2 separate regions of the Homo sapiens genome follow, and region 2 is linked to region 1. Evidence: chromatin loops called from intact Hi-C (ENCODE). Cell type or tissue: PC-3. All regions are shown on one strand. Links, peaks and the distances in the headings refer to the core of each region. The heading gives the core; the rest is flanking DNA.

Region 1 (8,000 bases), core at 1-8,000:
TGTAATGAATGCAAGGAAAGGTAGATAATAAAAGAAATAAGATGCTGTCTTCACTTCAGTCTTTCCTCTTAAACCTGTGCCTGTACTAATTTATATTAGTCTAATACAAAGTTATTTTTAAGTGGTAATTAGAAAACTCTCTTTTGCTTTGTTCTAGGTGGGTTTTATGGTTGTTTTTGAGTTAAAAAAACAAAACCTGAATTTAAACGAGGACTTTCTTCATTTTTTCCCCTCTCCCCTAAGTATTTTTTTTTCTATATCCTAGATATGGGTAAATAAGTGTCTCTTTCAGATAGAATGGAAAGTTCAGGCTTGCTGTCATGGATAACAAAGCCATGAATGTTGTAGGATGCTACTAAATAATATCCCTACATCTCTTACAGAGTGTCAGATGGAACTTTGATTAAAAAGTGACAAGATGTAACATCTCCAAACAGTTCAAGTTTTAAAATAGAACAAATCAGTCATAAATAGAAGGATTATTGATTAACTTCTTATAACTGATTCTGATCATTAGTTGGTTTTCCTAAATAGAAAACATCTGTAGAACAAATGAGTAGCACTGTTAATTAAGTGGGATGAGGATTAATTAAGTGGGACAAGGAGTAAGTGGGGGTGAGATTTGGTCACCATGGTGCAAGGTGGAAAATGTCTACTTGGCCCCTAAGAGGGGGCCATACGTGTACGTCAGACTATTTTAAAGCTAGTCCTTTGGGAGAGAGATTAGGGTTTACCCTTTTGCCCTCTTCTCTGGCTTCTGTGGGTCTCTTTAGACATTGTTTACACCGAGGGTCATCTTTCTGGAAGATGCATGGGACATGCTGATTAATGAGTCACGGAAGCAATCAGCCTTATAATACTGTGTGTTATTGGCAAGAGACCACATATTTTCCTGAGGTACAAGAACAACGTCAAGAATGAAATAAATTAGCTTATGCTTATGTAGAGGAGTTTCCGCTTCTACAAAACTAGTCTCTTAATATTGAGAAATAGGATAGGAAGATTTCAGGACCTTTATTCCACCTGTCCTGAGGGTAAGATTTTAAGACTTTCTCTGTACCAAAGAAAAAGGACTCTTGGGTCTTGGTCATGTTATTGTTTTAATAAGCACTGTCACTATAGTCACTCAATGAGAAATGTCACCGTATTCATTTCTGTATGTTGAGAGATCAGATACCTTCTGAAACTTACTTGTTGATGGAATAAGATATAATTTACACTAAAATACTTCACAGAATATATGGAAAACATGTATGGTATCTTAGGATGAAAAGTCTTTTGAATTTTCCTTAGCTAGCTGATGATTTTGAACTCAAGGTTAGTTTGTCTGGAAGCATGATATATTTATCTGTAAAAAAGAAACTTTCAGGAAATTGTGTCTGAAAAGAGTGTTAAAGACCTCAATATCTCTATTTAGAGTTTAAAAATACAACTTAACTTTTAATTTAACCACTTTTAGTCAATGCTCTTAAAGTGCCCATTCCATAAATCACCCTATCGTTTGCCAAATAGTTGCCATTTATAGATCAATAAAAGTCCGAAGAGGTTAAGTGACGTTCAAGTAACACAGCAAGTGGCAGGATCAGGAAAAGGTTTGAGGCTTTTAATTTCTAGTCTTTTAGCTCTGAGACAATTAGCTGGTTCTGCTCTGAGATCAGCACTATCCAATTTAAATGGAGTCCTCAGGTGTGCTTTTAAAAGAGACAAAAAGAGACAGTTGTCTGGCCTGGATGACTCTGTGCACTTTTTTGTTTTTTGAATAATGCTTATTATAGAAAATGTCTGATTTAGCAAAACTGTTTATATCACTCTTTAAGAAGAAATGTGAAAGTCATCCGAGGAAAGGCTGAATGGAACACATCTGAAAAATGTAAAAAGTTGATTTTTTGAATGAGAGAAAAAATGTAAAAGATAAAAACAGGCTTCTTTTAGTATTTTTGAGAATAAAGTTTTCAGAACAGCATCCCAATGTACCTGTTTGTTCATTTGTTCCATAGATTTCTTCTTTGAGAGTATATGGTATCAGTATATATAATTAGACTTTCATTTAAATTTCTAGTCCATTTGTGGATTACCTTACCACTTTGGGGAGTGTTTATATTAACTATTCTGTGCCAGTTTTTCTTTGCGGAAAATCTTTCTCTGCTTTTTGCTAAAATAAGTAACAAACAAGAAGCTAAAGATTATAGCTAATGGTCTAGAACAAAGGATTAGAATCCAATTCTGGCAGAAGCCAAATGAGTTACAGTGAATTTGGCACAGGGTGTAAAAGGAACTAGTCTCTGTTAATTGTATGTTCCTGTTTGTAAACAGGTGTTTGCCCAAGGGGAGTACACTGCACTTCTTTTCAAATGTTATGGAAGAGTGATTCACTGGAATAGGTGAACATTTCTCAGTTTCACACCCCGAATACATTATGACAATTCTTTTAGTACTCTGGGCTCAGTGAGTTTTATTAGTAGCAGAAAAGATGGGATTCCAGAAACTGTAGCACCCTCCTTATTTGGTGTTTCTGAGTTTAACTGGCAGGCTGTTGTCCTTGTCTTTAATTAAATTACTTCTCAACCAAGTGTCTTTGAAGGACAGCTTTTGTGAAATGTGTCAAACACTAGGGCTTTTTTCTTTTCTGCCATGAGGCTTGTTGGCAGCAGTGGGAATGAAGTTAGGGGATCAGGAGTACAGTGTTAAACCAGTTATTAAAAGGGCCTTATTGCCAATTACTGAAGAGGAAAGAAGAAAATAAACACTCAAGAAGACAAAACGAACTCCTTTCCATTGAGATCCCTCTTCCCTTTGCTTGTTCTTTAACGCCAGCCAGAATCTTGCGGTATTGTTCTGCTTGTTTTAACTATCATGTTTTATTTTGCTCAGCATTTTGGAAATTTCTCTAGAGCTGTGGTTCTCAATTGGGAGTGGGATGATCGAGACTCCGGGACATTTGGCAAAGTCTGGGGGCATTTTTGATTGTAACAGCTGGGGAGAAGGGAGAGGATACCATTGGCATCTAGTAAGTAGAGGCCAGTGATGTTGCTAAACTTCCTACAGAGGGCAGAGCAGCCCTCACAGCAAACAAGTATCCAGCCCAAAATGTCCACAGGGCTGAGGTTGAGAAGCTCTGCTCTATAGGAAGAAATTAAAAGGCATTTAAAAGAAGTGGCCCGTCTCTACAAATTCATAGCCAGTTTGTGCAAGCAGATATTCAAAATATCTCATTTCAGTGCCTTTGCACTGAAAATGAGTTTTTGTTTTGAGCACTTCCTTACTCTCTGGCACTACATGCTGCTCCAGGTTTGTCTTATATATCTCTTGCCCCCTGCTGGAATCAGCCATTTCTCCAAGGAGCCCTGGTCTTTTTATTGAAGAAACCAAGATCTGGGCATTAGGTGTGCTTATTGGCACTTAGTTTTTTAAACTCCAAAATCTAAGCTTAATTTGTTAATGAGACCAGTTTTTAAAACTTGGTCTTTACCATATATTATATAAGTGTACTTTAAAAATTCTTTTCTTATGTTTGAGCTTACATGGAACATTCTAATTACCCAAGTAATATTGAAATTCAAAATGAATCTTTATAAGTTAAATGAAACCTGCAATAACATGGATTGTAAAATGTATTGCTTTTATAATATACTGATGGTGTTTGAGACTACTGTTACTTTAAAGCGACTTTGTTATTGTACACTTTTTACCATATGTAGTTTTATTTAGTTTTATTTCATAGCCTCCTACAGCTGAAAGGCACTTAATCCTGCCTTGTCTACAAATCGATAATTTGTTCTGAAGTGTGTGAAAATCTGCATAATGATGAACCTGGCTAAAAGAGTTCTATTGTGATTTACGTTAAACTGATAGTCCTTCATTTGGGTAATGTTCATATCTCTGTAGAAATTTAAGGTTTAAATTCTCCTAAGATAGTTTCTGGAATTTCTTGGCTTTATCTTTAACTGCTTTGTTTATTTCAAAAACTGTCTTCTATGCCCATAATTGATTGACGTAACCTGTCAGGGTTTTCTCTTTAAGTAGCATTGTTGATTTTTAAACCATTTTAGGTACAAGGGAAAATAATTTTGATTTTAAAATGAATATTTTCTCTTATTAAATATTTTTTATGTACTGAAAAACTCTTAAGATTTAGACAAAATTTTATGTTTTATCACACTTAAATAGACATATAAAGAAAAATACAAGCAAAATAATTTGTTCAAGGTATTCTTAATTTTTTTTTCACATTCAGAGTCTATTTGGGATCACTTTTAAACATAGAATTGTCAATGTCTGTATTTTTCCAAACATTACTGTCCTCTATATCATCAGAAGTTTTGGTGATGTAGCATTTAAAAAAATAATTTGAGATGAAATTCACATGACATAAAATTGATCATTTTAAAGCGAAGAATTCATTGACATTTAATGCATTCACAATGTTGTATGATCTCTACACCTATCTAGTTCTAAACCATTTCCATCACTCCAAAGTAAAACGCCTTACCCAATAAGCAGTTTCTTTCATTAACCCATTTCCCTAGACCCTGGCAACTACCAGTCTGAGTTCTCTCTCTATGGATTTATCTTTTCTGGATATTTCATATAATTGGAATTATACAATATGTGATCTTTGCATCTGACTTCTTTTACTTAGCATAATGTGCTGAAGGTTTATCCACTTTGTAGCATGTAGCAGTACTTTATTCCTTTTTATGGCTGTATAATAGTCCATTATGTGGCTGTACCATGCTTTGTTTTTCCACTCATTTATTGATGGATATTTGGGCTATTTCCACCTTTTGGTTATTGTGAATAGAGCTGCTATGAACATGTGTGTATGTGTTTGAGTACCTGTATTCAGTTCTTTTGGGTATATACCTAGAAGTAGGGTTGTGGGATCATATGGTAATTCTATGTTTAACTTTTTGAGGAACAGCCAAGTGGTCTTCCACAGCAGTGGAATGATTTTTAAAAGCTATTCCTAACTTTATGTTCATTATCAAAATCAAAATGCTCAATTTGGAAACATACTTTCCTCAATGCTTTGATTTTTGTTATTAAAAATAGATTATTCTTTAACATATCCACCACTTTTTCCAAAGTTACTTAAAAAAAAAAAACTTTGGATAATTTCCATATTCATCTCAGGAGAGTTTGTAAGACTCTCAGAAAAAGATTCCAGGCTTTTAATTTCTAGTCTTCCGCTCTAAGACAACTAGCTCTTCCCTAAGATAGCAGAAGTCAATTTAAATGTTCGGGCACAGTATCTATTTTCCATATGACTTCATGAAAATGAAACAAAAATTAAAAAATTAGGCTGAGTGTTCAATAACACTTTATTTATGGAGTTAATAAATATTTACTCTGAATGGGAAGAAAAGAGATCTGCATTTGACAGTTACCTATGAAATAGAATTAATTTTTTTCTTCTTTGTCATGTTGCTGGGGTTTTTGAAGATTTGCCTAAAAAGATAGTCTTTTAGTTTGGACCCTTTTAACTTCACATGACATATCTCATTACCAAGTACATTCAGAAATAGTGTTTGAATTCTGCAGTTTTTAATTTTAGCAACCAGCAGTCAGTTTGTATTGCTTTCTAAGTGCTGGTGAAGCTAATTCTTCCCATATCTAAGGTCGTTTTAATTTCATTTCTTTATTTGACATCTTTATGATATTCAAACATGAAGATGTATAGTTTTTTTGTAGGGTAGGAACACTAGGTTAATTATTAAATAATAAACTAAATCAAAATCTAAAACCTTGACTCTAGTTTGATTACACAAGAATGTTTTATTGGGATAATACTTGTTCCTTGTTAGCTTCTCCTATTATGAAATGTTCTCCTTGTGTTAAACATATAAAATATTCCAAATTTGGATCATTAGCCATGACTGTCTTTTGTATCCCAGATATATTTACATTTGAAGTTGGTCAGGCTTTCCTTGTAATCATTTCATTGATTGAGGAAATATGTAAAGTTTTTTTGACAAGAAATATAATGTCAGTTTGTAAATGCAGTAATATAGTTGAGACGTGGCATTGGAAGATGGCACAGAGTAAATTTAACTCTTAAGTTGCCACAATTATTAGATATCAGAAATGTTCCCCCATGAATGGCTGCATATTTCTGAAAACACTCTAGGGTGACTGTAAAAAATATTACAGTAGATTGACTTGGAAAATCACAGTAGCTGAATTTGAAACTGTAAACGTTCCTAATGTATGTAGTTCACATTATTTCTGGCAGTGACAGAAAAAGTGGTGGTAAGTTCTACTTGCGGTTAAATGAAGTTTAAAAAAATGAACTTAGGCACATGCTTATGGAAAATATTTAAATATTCTGAGTGGGTTCTTCCAAACCTACTCCATACAAATGAGGGATATTACTCAGAATAAGTCAAATTCAGGTTACCCAGGAAGGGCAAAAGGACACATGTTGGATGGGCAGCTCTTTTTGCAAAATGAGAGTGGTCTTCTCAAGAAGCAGTCATGAAGCCATACTCTGTCCACTTTTTAAAAAATGGATATTTAAAGTTAGGAAATATTTAAAGGAAACCTGAGTGAGTAGATTAACTACAATCACTTTGCACGTTAAACATTTTAGGACTTAGGACAGTAGGGACAAGCTAGGAGAAAATGGGTGAATGGGTGAAATAAGGGTGTGTGCTCAGCTAAATAGATCTGGGGAGGCCTGGAGGGTCTGCCTAAAAAGTAATAGACCTGTAGTTTGATGAGATTTGCCAAGACTTTTTAAAGGGAGTGGTATTCCCAGGCTCTCTTTGTATTTAGTTATCACTGCCAGAGGATTGAGGCTATTGTGCAGCTGAACAGACAGACAATTGACAAAACCAAACCAAAATCCTTGCTTAGCGTCACGTAGACCAAAACACAGACAGGCAACAGCTTAGATTTTCCTTTTGTAACCAATTGTGCTGGCATTGTGTATGCAGAAGTGAAATAGCAAAGGGAGTTTCTACATTAACTTTTTGATAGGGGGAATGCCTGCATCTTGCTCTGTAGATCCAGTTTCAGTTAGGAAACTTGTGAAAGAAAAAAAAAATAGTTGTCTTGTTTAGATTAGTGGGAGAAATGGGTCCCAAAATATTTCCTTGTTACAATGATCCCTTCCAGTCTTAAAAATTCTGTGATTCTGGACTGTGAGTTTATACAGTATCTCTGTGAGCCAGGATGTGCTTTTACACTTCTCTTAGTCTCTTATTTTTGTCTGAAATAAAGCTAATCAGATTCCTCTACACTGGAACAAGTTTCAGCTAGTACAATCGGGTTTATAGCAACCAGATTGTAAACAAAATTTTAAAATCATGTTTTTTAAGTATTTTAGACAGTTAAGCTATTCTGTTTTCCAAAGCAGAAGAGAATGAGACCCACCAAATATTAAACAAATGTAAAGTTCCTACATTCACTTATGGAAATATTAAACTTAAAATTTAAATTTGATCTCCTATCAACCCACCCCTTTCTGAAATTCTGAGTTGACATTTATGTTTTATGTGGGTATATGAAAACTTTAAAATAATGTAATATTTTTCTGGATGTATCCATTGCCTGTTGTTCAGTGAGGTAGACAAATCTTACAGTATAATGTCCTTAAGTATTTTTAGATGTGCTAATTTTAAAATACAGTGTATTTTGTGCTTTTAAATGGCAATTCTAAATTTTTTGTTAAGTTAAAATCATACATCATTTATAATATATCCAAATTTGTGTAATGCTTACTGAAATTCATTTTATAAATTTGACTGTCTGGTTTGGTTAATAGGATTGCTTAAAATGCTAATATACTTGAAAAACATTAGCTTTATTTAACTAAAGACAGACATTATCAGAAAAGCTAGGTCAAGATAAAACAAACATGAGCCTTACGAAAATGAGGGAACTATTTTTTGGTAACCTGGGGTAATTTTAAAAACTAAGGGTTGTAGATCAGAAGATTTGGGATTTCCTGGTTTTCTACTTACTCCCTGGCTTTATTTTCTCTTCTGTAAAATAGGAGT
Region 2 (11,905 bases), core at 2,004-10,003, 210 kb after region 1:
TCAGCAGAGCTGGTTTCTTCTGAGGCCTCTTTCCTCAGCTTGCAGCTGTCTGTCTTCTCGCTGTGTCCTCACGTAGGCTTTCCTCTGTGTGTATGCAACCCTGGTATCTCTTTGTGTGTCTGAATTTCCTCTTCTTATAGGGACACCAGTCAGGTTGGAATACAGCTCACCCTAATGAACTAATTTTAACTCACCTCTTTAAAGAGTCTATCTCTGTATACATTCCCATTCTGAGCCACTGAGGGTTAGGGCTTCAATATGTGAATTTTAGGGAGACATAGTTCAGCCTACATAAAGATCCTACCTCTATAAACATTCCCATTCTGAGCCACTGAGGTTTAGGGCTTCAATATGCGAATTTTAGAGAGACATAGTTCAGCCTACAATAGGCCCTTGTGAAGTGTTGAAAACTAATGCCTGTCCTTGTTTATTAGGGGCTCAGGCTTTGGGTTGGGATGGTCTCAACCAGGGGCAGTTTATCCCCCCAGGGCATATTTGGCAATGTCTGGAGACATATTTGTTTGTCATAATTAGGATTAGGGGTTGCTAATAACATCTGGTGAATAGAGACCAGGGGTGCTGCTAAATGTCCCACAATGCACAGCACAGCCCCTCTGCCCCCAGTAACAGAGAATTATCAGGGCCACAATGTCCCTTGACATTTTGCTGAGGTGGAGAAATCCTGGGCTAAATAGACTGCAGTTTGAATCCCTGTGATGATACCTAATACAGGTGTGACTTTATAATATACTCCATCTTTATAAACACCCTCATCTGTAGAGTCCTCACAGTGGGTTAAATGAGATAATCTATTACAGCTTTTAGGACATAGCCTGACTCCTGGGAAGCTCTCAACAACCTTTAAGTGCATTATAGATTTCTCACCCGCAGATGCCTCACTTGAGAGCTCAGGTTGGAATGAGCATTAGGAAGTATCCAGCACGAGGAAAGAGGGACGACCCATCTGGGCACAGGGAAGTAATTGGGGCCACAAGAAGGCAAAGGCCACGACCTACTGAAATATATTGAATTTCATATCTTCTTTGGATGTTTTCCAGTTTTAAATAAGTCTACTTCATTGGGTGAAATATGGCTTGAATTAGGGACAGCCCTTTCTCTGAATGTAAAAGGTTACATCACGCATTTCCAGTATCTGTGCAGCTTGCTGCCTCTTCCTTGAAATCATTTAGAGAGAGGGTTGTTGGGCACATCAGATTTCTTGCTCACTGTGTCAGGTCCAGAAGGTCCTGGAGGAAAAGGGAGAGACAGAGGAGTAGAAAACATTTGTTCAAGCAGGGAGGACTGTTTGACACACACCAACATCCCCGGAGTTTTCTGTTAATTAAAAAAGTCATCAGAATGCATTTGCATATGAGATTCTATGTTGCATTTGTTCAGAAAGATTGACTTGAACTATAAAGTAGCTTTGTCCTCTTTCATTAACTTCCTTCACCCTACAAAGTGTGAACCAGCAGCATTTGCTTCCTGGGGGTGGGGTTGGGGGGAGCTGGTGAGAAAGGCAGAATCTCGGGCTCCACTCGGGGACCTGGGGAGGCAGGACCTGCATTCCAATAAGTTGGCAAGTGATGCTTCTGCAGGGAGAGAAGAGCTGCTCTAGGCTGTGCACCATTTCTCTCTCTCCCCTTTACTGGAATCTTTTCTATCATCACTCTCGTTTAATGGCTTCATGAATTTCGTACATTGTGTTTCTTATTGTGGGCCACCTCAAATCCTTTTTGGTCCTTGATGTTGTATAATATTTAGTCAACGTTAAGAACAAACTGTCCTCCAAACCAGGGTTTGATAGTCCGGGCATTTTCATATGTATTAGAGAAAACATTTTAATAACAGCTTCATGAAGGAGAAAGAGGAGCCATAAGTAGTTTTAACTCAATTTAGGGTTAATAAGTAACCACTATTAATTGAGCATCTACTGTGTATTAGCCCTGGATATGCAGACTCACTCAGTCCTCACAAAATTCTATGAAGTGGGTGTTTTTATCTCCATTTTATAGGTTAGGAATGGAGGCTCAGGAAGGTCATATGCCTTGAATGAGGGGGGGCATTGCTAAGCGGTGGCTTCAAGGGCTTCCCTAGCTCCTATCACCAGCACCAAAACACCCACTAAAATTAATCTAATAAGTAATTATACAATTGAGATAGTTTTGCATACAGTTGTGCATAATAAATGAAATTGTGCTTGCTCTACAAATGTGCTTCAAGACACCCCCTCTCTTTCAACTTGCTCATTCTCCCACTGCCCTTCCAAAGCGAACCCTTTGAGTGACGCTCCACCCAGGGCCACTTAGCTCCACCACAGTGACGCCAAAGTTTCGGCTGGAAACTAAGGAAGTGAAAGTTCTAAGTTGCTTGCCAAGTGCTTTATATTTTTTTAATTTTTAAAATTTTTGTACTTAGTAAATTCGAACCAGTGTCAGTAGCCAAATGCCTTAAAATCAGGAAGGGCTTGGGAAGTTTTCTACAGCATATGACACACCTTCCAAGGATCCCCCTCAACTTGCTAGTCTGTAGTCATCTCCCGTCTGGTTTCTTTAAACAGGAATGTGATTGTCTATCCTGGAGCATGTTGCTCCCCTTTGATTCTAATTTTAAAAGCCCATATGGCGCTGGTGTGTGGGTCTGTCATCTTTCCATCATGCTCTGGGCAGGGTGGAGGGTCCAGTATGAGTTTCTGTGACTAAAGGAGGACTTACAAGACCTAGAGTAGAAGTCAAGATCTCTAACTGTGGAGCTGTGGCAAGGAATTACAAGAAAAGCCTGGGCTATAGGGTCAACCAAGTTAGAATCTTGGTTTTGTCACCTGCTGGAAACCAGGGCTTGGGCAAGTGAGCTCATCTCATTGAACGTTTCGTTTCTAGATAATGAACATCTCAGACTTTTTAAAATTTTGAAATATTTAATTGATGAATAAGAACTGAATATATTCAAGGTATACAATGCAATGATTTTATTTAAGTATATAATGTATAATGATTATCACTATCAGAATAATTAAAACATTCTTCACCACCCATGATGTACATTAGATCCCAGAACTTATTCATCTTATAACTGAAGGTTTGTACAGTTTGATCAGCGTCTCCCCATTTCCCTCATCCCCAGCCTTTAGTAACCACCATTTTACCCTCCTTCTATGAGTTTGAGTTTTTTAGATTCCACATGTGAGATAATGCAGTATTTGTCTTTCTGTGTCTGGCTTATTTCACTTAGCATAATGTCCTCTAGGTTCACCCATGTTGTAACAAATGGCGGGATTTCCTTCATTTTTATGGCTGAATAATATTCCATTGTGTATATGTACCACAATTTCCTTATCTGTCATCCACTGATCGACACTTAGGTTGTTTCCATATCTTGGTTATTGTGAATAATGCTTCTATGAACATGGGAGTGCAGATATCTCTTTGAAGTACTGATTTCATTTTCTTTGGATACATACCCAGTAGTGGGGTTTCTGGATCATATGATGGTAGTTCTATTTTTAACTTTTTGAGAATCTCCATACTGTTTTGCATAAGTGGTTGTACTAATTTAGGACCCACCAGCAGTGTACAGGGCTCCCTTTTTCTGCATCCTTGCCAGCCCTTGTTATTTCTTGTCTTTTTTGACAGTAGATTCCTAACAGGAGTGAGGTGATGTCTCATTATGGTTTTGATTCTCATTTCCCTGATGATTAGTGATTTGAGCATTTTTTTCATGCACTTATTGACCACTTATATGTCTTCTTTGGAAAAATGTCTATTCAGGTCCTTTGCCTATGTTTTAATTGAGTTGTTTCTCAAGCTTACTGTGTAGAATTATAATAAAGGATCTGGCACATAGTACAGGCTTAGTAAATGGTAGTTCTGATGACACTGATGATCATGACAAGGAGAAATGAAATATCATCTGAATAAGGAAATATTAAAGGACTAAGGTTGTTCATCTCTAGGGAGAGAGGGTCCTTAGAAACAGTCATGAAACAAACAGAGGTTTTCATGCAGAGCTGGTGCCTGCTTTTTCTGTATTCTGATACACTGAGTGTGGAGACCATGGATTCTGTCCAAATGTAGCGAATAAGAAAATGTGCCTAGATGTTAGACAGGCTCGGTTCAATCTGGATCAACTCCATCCTAGCTCTATGACTGGTCAAATTGGCCAGTCTCTTTGATTCTCAGTTTATTCATTGTAAAATGGGGATAATAGTCCTATAAGACTCAAGTTTTTGTAAGGACTGTGCTTGACACAGTGCCAGGCATGTACTTTAAGTGCTGTTATTTGAATTGCATTTCAATACATGGCCAGCACTCCCAGATTGGATTAGTTGCTGTGGAATGGCCTACAGAAAGATCTTACAGAGTCTGTCTTGAAGACAGCATTTCATGAGCAGTACAGGTTGTCAGTGTGGAATGATTCAGAGGGATTCCTGTTACATCAGAGTTCCTACAGACTCAGACACAGAGAAGGAACACCCATGGACAGCCTAGTGTCCTATGGAGACACAGTGCCTTTTGCATGAGCCTCAACTGCAGAGCTTCTCAGCAGGACAGTTGCTAAGAAAATTGGTCATCTACTTTCTAATTTTGCCTGCTGCCATATTGCCAGTCCAGGTAATTTCCATGTTCAGTGTTAAAAGGTGGATACTTCCAAATTGGTCTTCACTTTGAAAGCATGTTGTTTCTTCATGTTTTACCAACCTGTGTGATCAGAGTTTTTTATGCAGGAAGATTTAGGGTGGGCTATTTCAAAACAACCCCTATGAATACCCATGTATCATGTAACAGTGTGATTCTGTGCTTTCTGCCTTCCCATTTGTGTCTGATACAGGAATAGAAATAAGACCTTCATGATGATAGCTTAATATTTTCCCTCTTTGCACCTTGGCTTATTATCCATCTGAAATTTTATATATATATAATTTGTGTGTGTGTGTGTGTGTGTGTGGAGCAGGGGGTGTGGGTACTGTGATTTTCTCTAGTGCTGACCAGTTAAGGACCAAGCTTTCTGTTGGGGAGGTGAGTGAGCAGAAAAAAAATGAACTTGGAATCACGTAACATCCTATTTTTCTGAAAATAGCTTTGGAATAAGAAACAAGAAAATGAGAATGCAGAAAATATGATCTGTTACCTCAGATTGTTTCTAAAACAAATGCTTTCACAAAGTAGAGGTAAATCTTTTTTCTACTCTGTAACTGCTCTGACCTGTGTAAACCCAGTGGGCACTTTCAGCTGGGCTGGAATGTCAGAGAATTCCCGGTTTGTCTAGGTTACAAGATATTGTCTTCATTTCTGTTGTTTTTCTGCATAAAGACCATTCATTCATTATTCACGAACTGGTTCAGTCATTCATTCAACAATACTATTCAGCATCTAATATGCAGAGATGAAGGAATTGTTAACCCTGTTTGAAGAAATTCACGCTTACTGGGACAACAGACATGTATGTCCATGATTTACAGTGAGGGGTCATTACAGTGAGCACAGCTTTAGGAACACTGAGCAGGGATCTCCCACTGGTTTGGGACTCTCATGGAAACCTACCAAGAGAGGAGAGTTGAGCTGACCCTTGAGGAATGATAAAGAATTTTCCATTAGGCCGGGTGCGGTGGCTTATGCCTGTAATCCTAGCACTTTGGGAGGCCAAGGCGAGCGGATCACCTGAGGTCAAGAGTTTAAGACCAGCCCAGCTAACATGGCGAAACCCCATCACTACTAAAAATACAAAAATTAACTGGTGTGGTGGCATACGCCTGTAATCCCAGCTACTTGGGAGGCTGAGGCAGGAGAATCACTTGAACCCAGGAGGCAGAGATTGCAGCGAGCTAAGATTACACCACTGCACTCCAGCCTGGGCGACAGAGCAAGACTCTGTCAAAAAGAAAAAAGAAAAAAAAAGGAATTATCTGCTAGATCTTGGTGTAGTAAATGAGAAAAGAAAAGGATTTGAGGGAGAGGAAAGAGCATGGGCAAAGAGACAGGTAAGAAAATGTGGTGGGTTAGTGGAACAGGAAAAGGAAGGCAAAGTATTTTCAGAAGGCAGTGGGGTGCCATTGAATATCATTAATTAAATGCTGTTTAGTGCTACAAAAGAAAGGAATGAAAGAAATACTGTCTTATAACTCCTTGGTAGATCCATGTTTCCACCAATTTCAAGACATGTTTTCTTATGTGTTTAATCCCGTCTTGAGACGGGTCTATTGTTCTCCGTTCTCCAGGAAATGCTCCATAGTCAAAACATCACTTGACATTCCATCCTCTGGCAACAAGCAGGAGGGCTGAAGCTATACTTTGTCTTGTAGTTATGATCCATGACAATTACATTACCAAGAATAACAGCCTTTAGAGCAAGATCAACAAATTTATCACTAGCGTTTAAATCAACACCCAGTCACTTAAGTAAATATCCGCTTTGCTAAATTACTTTCTCTGTCAGTGTCAGGGAGGAAAGGAGTGCCTGAGAGCTTTTGTTTGAGGTTAGAAGTGAAGACCCGAGGGATGGGCAAAATGAAAGATAAATTTCTCAAATAGTTAAAATAGCAATGCCGTGAAGTAAGTGGAGTATTTCTGAGCATCTATGTGAAAGTGTTTGGCTCCAAGCTGTGAATGAGTGTCCCAGTCACCTGGAGGCAGAAATCAGGAGAGTAAGTTAAAAAGCACAACGAAACCTATTCTGGTACACATCTGTTTGGAGCAGTTGGGTGTATTGTAAATGTCTCGCATGTGGCTTTTTAAGCTCCCCATAATCTCTAATGTGTCTGCTTTATTTTCTTACCATGTGGGTAGGTAATGCTTCTCTCAGGCTTGGCAGAGGGTATTGTTGAAAAGGTATAACCAATGAGGCTGAAAGGTCTTGTATGTGGCAGTTTTCTCTCTGTCTGCTGAAATGGTCTGCCCTTTAATAAAAGTAATAGCCAACATTATGTGATGGGGTACCAGGCATCAACCCTATGAGACAGGCATTGTCATCCCCATTTTGGGATGAAAAAATGTAGTTCAAATGAGTTTAACTTGCCAAGCTCACGTAGCTCCTGAGTGGTAGGGCTGGGTTTGAACCCAGGCAGTCCGACATGCAAACCATGTTTCTACCCCAAGCACTGTCTCCCTGTGGTATCTGGACTTGTAGCATAGGATTTCTGTCCCAACCTCTTAAATTCCTAGATTAGGTTTCTTAGAGCACACTCTCAGAGCACATTGAAACAAGGGTTACCCAATGAGAAAGAGAGAGGCAGAGAGAAAAATAGAAAACCTGTAAGACGTTTGCCTAAAATATTGTGGCTGTAATAGAAAGCTTCTGGAATTTTCCACTGTAAACAAGCTGGTTTTGAGCAAGTCACTTAACCTCTCTGGTTCTGCATCTATAAGTGGAATGTGATCAGATGTTCCCTATGGTTTTCTCCAGTCTTCTCATCTATAAATCTGATTTATTCAACAAACAGAGAAAGAGAGGTGGTGGTGGTAAGGAACATAGGGCTAGACATCACAAATACTACCTAATTTAGTTTTAGGGTTTATATTACAGAACTATGTTAGTTGGGGCTCTTCAGGCTGCAATTATGAAAATCTAACCTGACCTAAGCAAGCTTATATTCAAGTTAGGGGCTTTTATTGATTTCATGTTGGCAGCACATCATGAGTTCTAAGAACCTGGGAGGCAGCTGAGCTTCAGAAAAGGATCCTACAACTGGGACACTGAGAGCCTCCAAATCTCTGTCCTCTTGGTGTCTTTTCTCTACCTCTCCTGGGCAATTGTAGTCAAATGGTCTGTTCTTTCCTGAGGAACAGTCTTGCCCGTTTACCTATCCAGGTGGCAGAAAATGACTCTCGTAGATCTGATAGAAAATGTGTAGAAACTGATTTCCCTAGCTTGGGTCTCATTGGACCAGAGTGTGGGGGCATATAGTAGGGACAAGATGGCTCTCATGCACCTTTGAGGGTAGAGAGGAGCCATCACCTGGTATTAAGCCAGGTTGACTCATTCCAGAGGCTGAGAACCATGGCTCCCACTTATCCGAGGTGGTGGCTGAGATGAAGAGATGTTGAAGGACTTAGACATACTCAGACAGCAGTAACTGAAAGGATTAAGAATGAAACACAGATCTTGGCTTTTCATTCTGTCTACTTGAATATATATTGAATTAGATCTCATTAGGGGATCTAACGACTCATTTGAATAGATTCTGTAACAACTTTGAGAGGTAATTCTGTGTACAAGGAGAAGGAATCTAAGTGAATGACTCCCCCTACCCTCCCAAAGAGACATATCTTTTCCTATGAACATTTAATTGGTCAAAAACAAATTAAATTGAAATTGTTTCCCTACACAGTAAGCTTCCATTCAAACTCTAACATTATAAAACTGTCAGTAAAGCTTTTTATCAGTTTTGTAAGTAAGCAATCCATAGATCCCACGTTTCTTATAAATCTTAAATCTCACACCTCAGTCCTCAGGCTGGGGCTACAAGGTATCATTGCAGCTTCCTTGAAGCACCTTATGTCTCTACCAGTAGGATGTGATCTTGCTTGAGGGTCCCAGGCACTTGGAACTGTGGAATAATTTTCTTTGTGTGAAGCTGAGCTCAAACATGCTCTGTCACGCTTGATGGAGTTGTTTATGGGCTACTTCCTTTCAACCCCAACCAGCAGGCCCATGGCTGCATTTCACAAGCTATTAAAAACACGAGCACTCTCCTTTTTTGTGTGTGGTGTGTGTGGCATCTGACCATTTATTTTGAATACTACATATTTGGAAAAGCATTCAACAGAGAAAATGATGGCTTTTGGGGGATTCTGACTGTGCCCTGAGTAAACTAGACCTATAATCTGAAACATATTCACATTATGCAGGAACGAGGACCATGGTCTCTTGCCATGGTTTTTTTTTTTTTTCAATACTTGAAAGCTTCATTTCTCTGTTTTTGGGGAATTATGTTTTGATTTCTGTTTTCCATAGACAGTAACAGACAATCACCTCCCTTAATCATTCATGACCTTCCCTCACTGTTTTTATTTTGGCTCCAAAGACTTTCACTTCCTCCAAAAATACCCTCCAGACCATACAGCATTTTTCTCAGTAGCACTTAAACCAATACAGTCTTTTGTTAAACTACATTCTTACATTTTATGAAACACTTTCAGGAGCAGTTTATCATTTGATCCTCTCCTAAACCCTGTGAAATAGTTATTGTTCTCCTCTCCATCTTACAGATGAGGAAACTGAACTTCAGAGAGTTCCTGAAGGTCACACAAGGTGGGATTAGTGCCCAGGGCTTCTGTCTGCAGAGCCTGTTGTCTTTAATTTTTCTTTTCTTCCCTCCCTCCCTCCCTCCCTCCTTCCTTCCTTCCTTCCTTCCTTCCTTCCTTCCTTCCTTTCTTTCCTTCCTTCCTTCCTTCCTTCTTCCCTTCCTCCCTTCTTCCCTTCCTCTCTTTCTTTCATAATAATTTAGTACCAATAATATGGCAAATATGTCCCTGCCTCTAGAGGCTTAGTGGTTCATGGAAATCCAGTGGGATGTGTGAGGCCTTCTGGGAGGGTTAGTGCATTGGGCTTGGTTGAGGAGGCCATAGCTAACTGTGATTGTGCCTGAGAGTATCACACTTGATGTGCTGCAGAATATTCATGCTACCTTGATTACTCGCTCATGCATTCCACTAGGCCTGTTTTTTTCCCAGGTGAAAACCAAGCCGATGGCTACAGAACCTAGTGGGAGAGACTCTTTTGCCCTTCTATTTGACTCAACTGGCAATGTCTTAACCACAATATCGTGCTGATGTTAAAAGACATACTATGCTTCCATTTTTCTTTGCCTTTCCTTTGAGCTTAGTTTCAGTGACTACTGATTTTATTTCTCACTAGAAGGACAACTCGGTTGGCCTCCTTTATGTTCTAGCCAGGGGTCAACAAACATTCTTTAAAGGGAGGGCTTCAGGTGCAGGGCGAAGTGAGTGAGGCACTTGCTTTGGGTGCAACCTACAAGGAGGGGGTCAAAAACTCAGTAAACAAGATAAAGAATATCTTACTGCAATATTTTAAATAATCAAAATTAACACAAAATTCCAAGATGAAGAAAATGTCAAGATTTTAAATATGGACCAGACACTTGCAGTGCCCTGCAGAGCTATGCAGGAATGTGAGGCAAAAGGAGCAACCAGGGATACTGCCCCCTAGCTAGAGTGTTGGAATCCTACTTAGGATTTTGTCTTTATTTGGCTTCATCATTCTCCAAAGACCTCAAAACTGTCCTCACGCTCTTCCCCAGCAGATCTCCCTGGGAAATCTCTTTTCTTATGCAGAAGCTTGCCTTGCTGCTTCTGGCTACTTCCAAATTTGGAAAACCAAACTTTTGATTTCCAAGGAGACTTCAGAGTCTAGAAAATGTCTCTGAGGATTTCCTACAGCAAGTGGCCGTTTCGAAGAGCTGGGCAGACAGGAATATCTGTGGCTTCCTGGGCCTTACACGCCTGCTTGCTATCTCATTATACCCCTGGCTGTGGCAAAAGGGAGCAGGTGTTTGGGGATCTCTTTCTCTATGAATTATTGTTTGATCCCAGAGCCAGAATTAAAAAATATGCTTCATTCTCAGTACTATGCTTGATCTATTTTGGATTAATGATAAATATGTTTGGTTTATTGATAACATCTTTTTTATAGATTTTGAAATGCATTGTAGATATTAACTGGCAAAATAAGGTGAGGAAGGAGATGAGGCTTCCTGTTTGATGTCACGTGACGGATTCATATGTTGGCTTGGGTCCCCTTTCTATTAGTTGTTAATTAGATAAAAGGAGAGAGAGAGTTGTTGGGCACCGGATGCCATGGAACAGTTGTCCAGGGTGTCCATAATGTCGTTTTCACAAAACTGTAGTAAGCTGGGGGTTCCAGGCCAGGTGAACCAAGGGCTACGTGATATACAAAAGTGAGGAGAAGGCTGTTTTCCTGTAGATTCACTTTATATGAATCAATAGCTTTCTGGGAATAGCTCTTTCCAGCCGTGCCCTCTGTGTGCCCTGGCACTGGGTCCCTGTGAACCCACTATGAAAGGTTAACAGAGCCAAGAACATGGTCTCTTTCATGTATCTGTTGCCCCTGAACTAACCTGGATGCCTCACTTTCAAGATGGAAATCCATTCCAGACAGGGCGAACTCAAGGGGCAAGGACAGACCCTGCAGTCCTTTCTGTCTTTGGTCTCTGGGGCTGGCCTTCTCCAGCACCTCTTGGCAGATAAAGAGTGACCACTTTGTTCATACCGTGATAATCTTAACATTTTGCCTACTTGGGCAACCTATGGTCTTATAGCTGCTTAGAGAGCTTCAGCTGGCATTCCATATAGAGTGACCACATTTTCTGAATCCAATTGTGTTTGAACCATAGTTGATGAGCTATAATCGTACATTGGAAGAGAGTACATTAAATCAGGAGTCTCTAGGAAATTTAGTATTAATCTATGTATCTTTGATAAATGTATGGAATTGAAAATTATTAATTTTTATTACTATATTAGTACTATGTCAGTTTTATAAATAACAGTGATATATGGTTTTCTGGAAGACCAAGAATGGTAAGGAAAAATAGGTGCTGTATACACACGTATGCATAATCATGTTATTACAGAATTTATGTTGGGGGGGAAAATGAGAGTTGTTCTGTAGGGGGAAAAATGAGACTTATTATTTGGTCCTGGAATATTATATTCAGTAACTTCTTGTTACTGAAGTTAACTGTTTTTGAGTTATGTTTTCAGAGCTAAATCTGATTGAGTTTACAGAGGGGACCAGCACATAAATGTGCACTTTTAATACTTCCAGGGGACTCTTTATTCTCTAAAATGTAACAGTGCAGACTGAGCTGAGTGAATAAGATACTCCCTAAGGTCAAGAGGGCTTGAAAGACCAATCCAGGGAATGCCCT

The links. A loop is a pair of places that touch in the nucleus more often than their neighbours do. Peaks named below come from ENCODE experiments on the same cell type or tissue, not always from the same donor. Only the 100,000 strongest peaks of a DNase experiment are listed, where the experiment ranks them.
Region 2: it touches region 1 in a loop (2.8-fold over the local background); 2 of 110 quality-filtered maps call a loop at or near these places.

What each region holds. Positions count from the first base shown.
Region 1 is chr7:33,456,381-33,464,380 of GRCh38, forward strand. All of the region lies in intron 19 of BBS9 (Bardet-Biedl syndrome 9), which reads left to right. Among named protein-coding and RNA genes, the nearest start is that of FLJ20712, 270 kb to the right of the region's middle. In PC-3, for the core only: CTCF peaks have their summits at 3,096 (motif pointing right) and 3,300 (motif pointing left); DNase peaks (open chromatin) are centred at 3,061 and 3,301.
Region 2 is chr7:33,663,059-33,674,963 of GRCh38, forward strand. No RefSeq gene overlaps it. Among named protein-coding and RNA genes, the nearest start is that of FLJ20712, 57 kb to the right of the region's middle. In PC-3, for the core only: no CTCF peak of the experiment used is centred there; a DNase peak (open chromatin) is centred at 6,423; H3K4me3 peaks cover 635 bases; H3K27ac peaks cover 1,497 bases.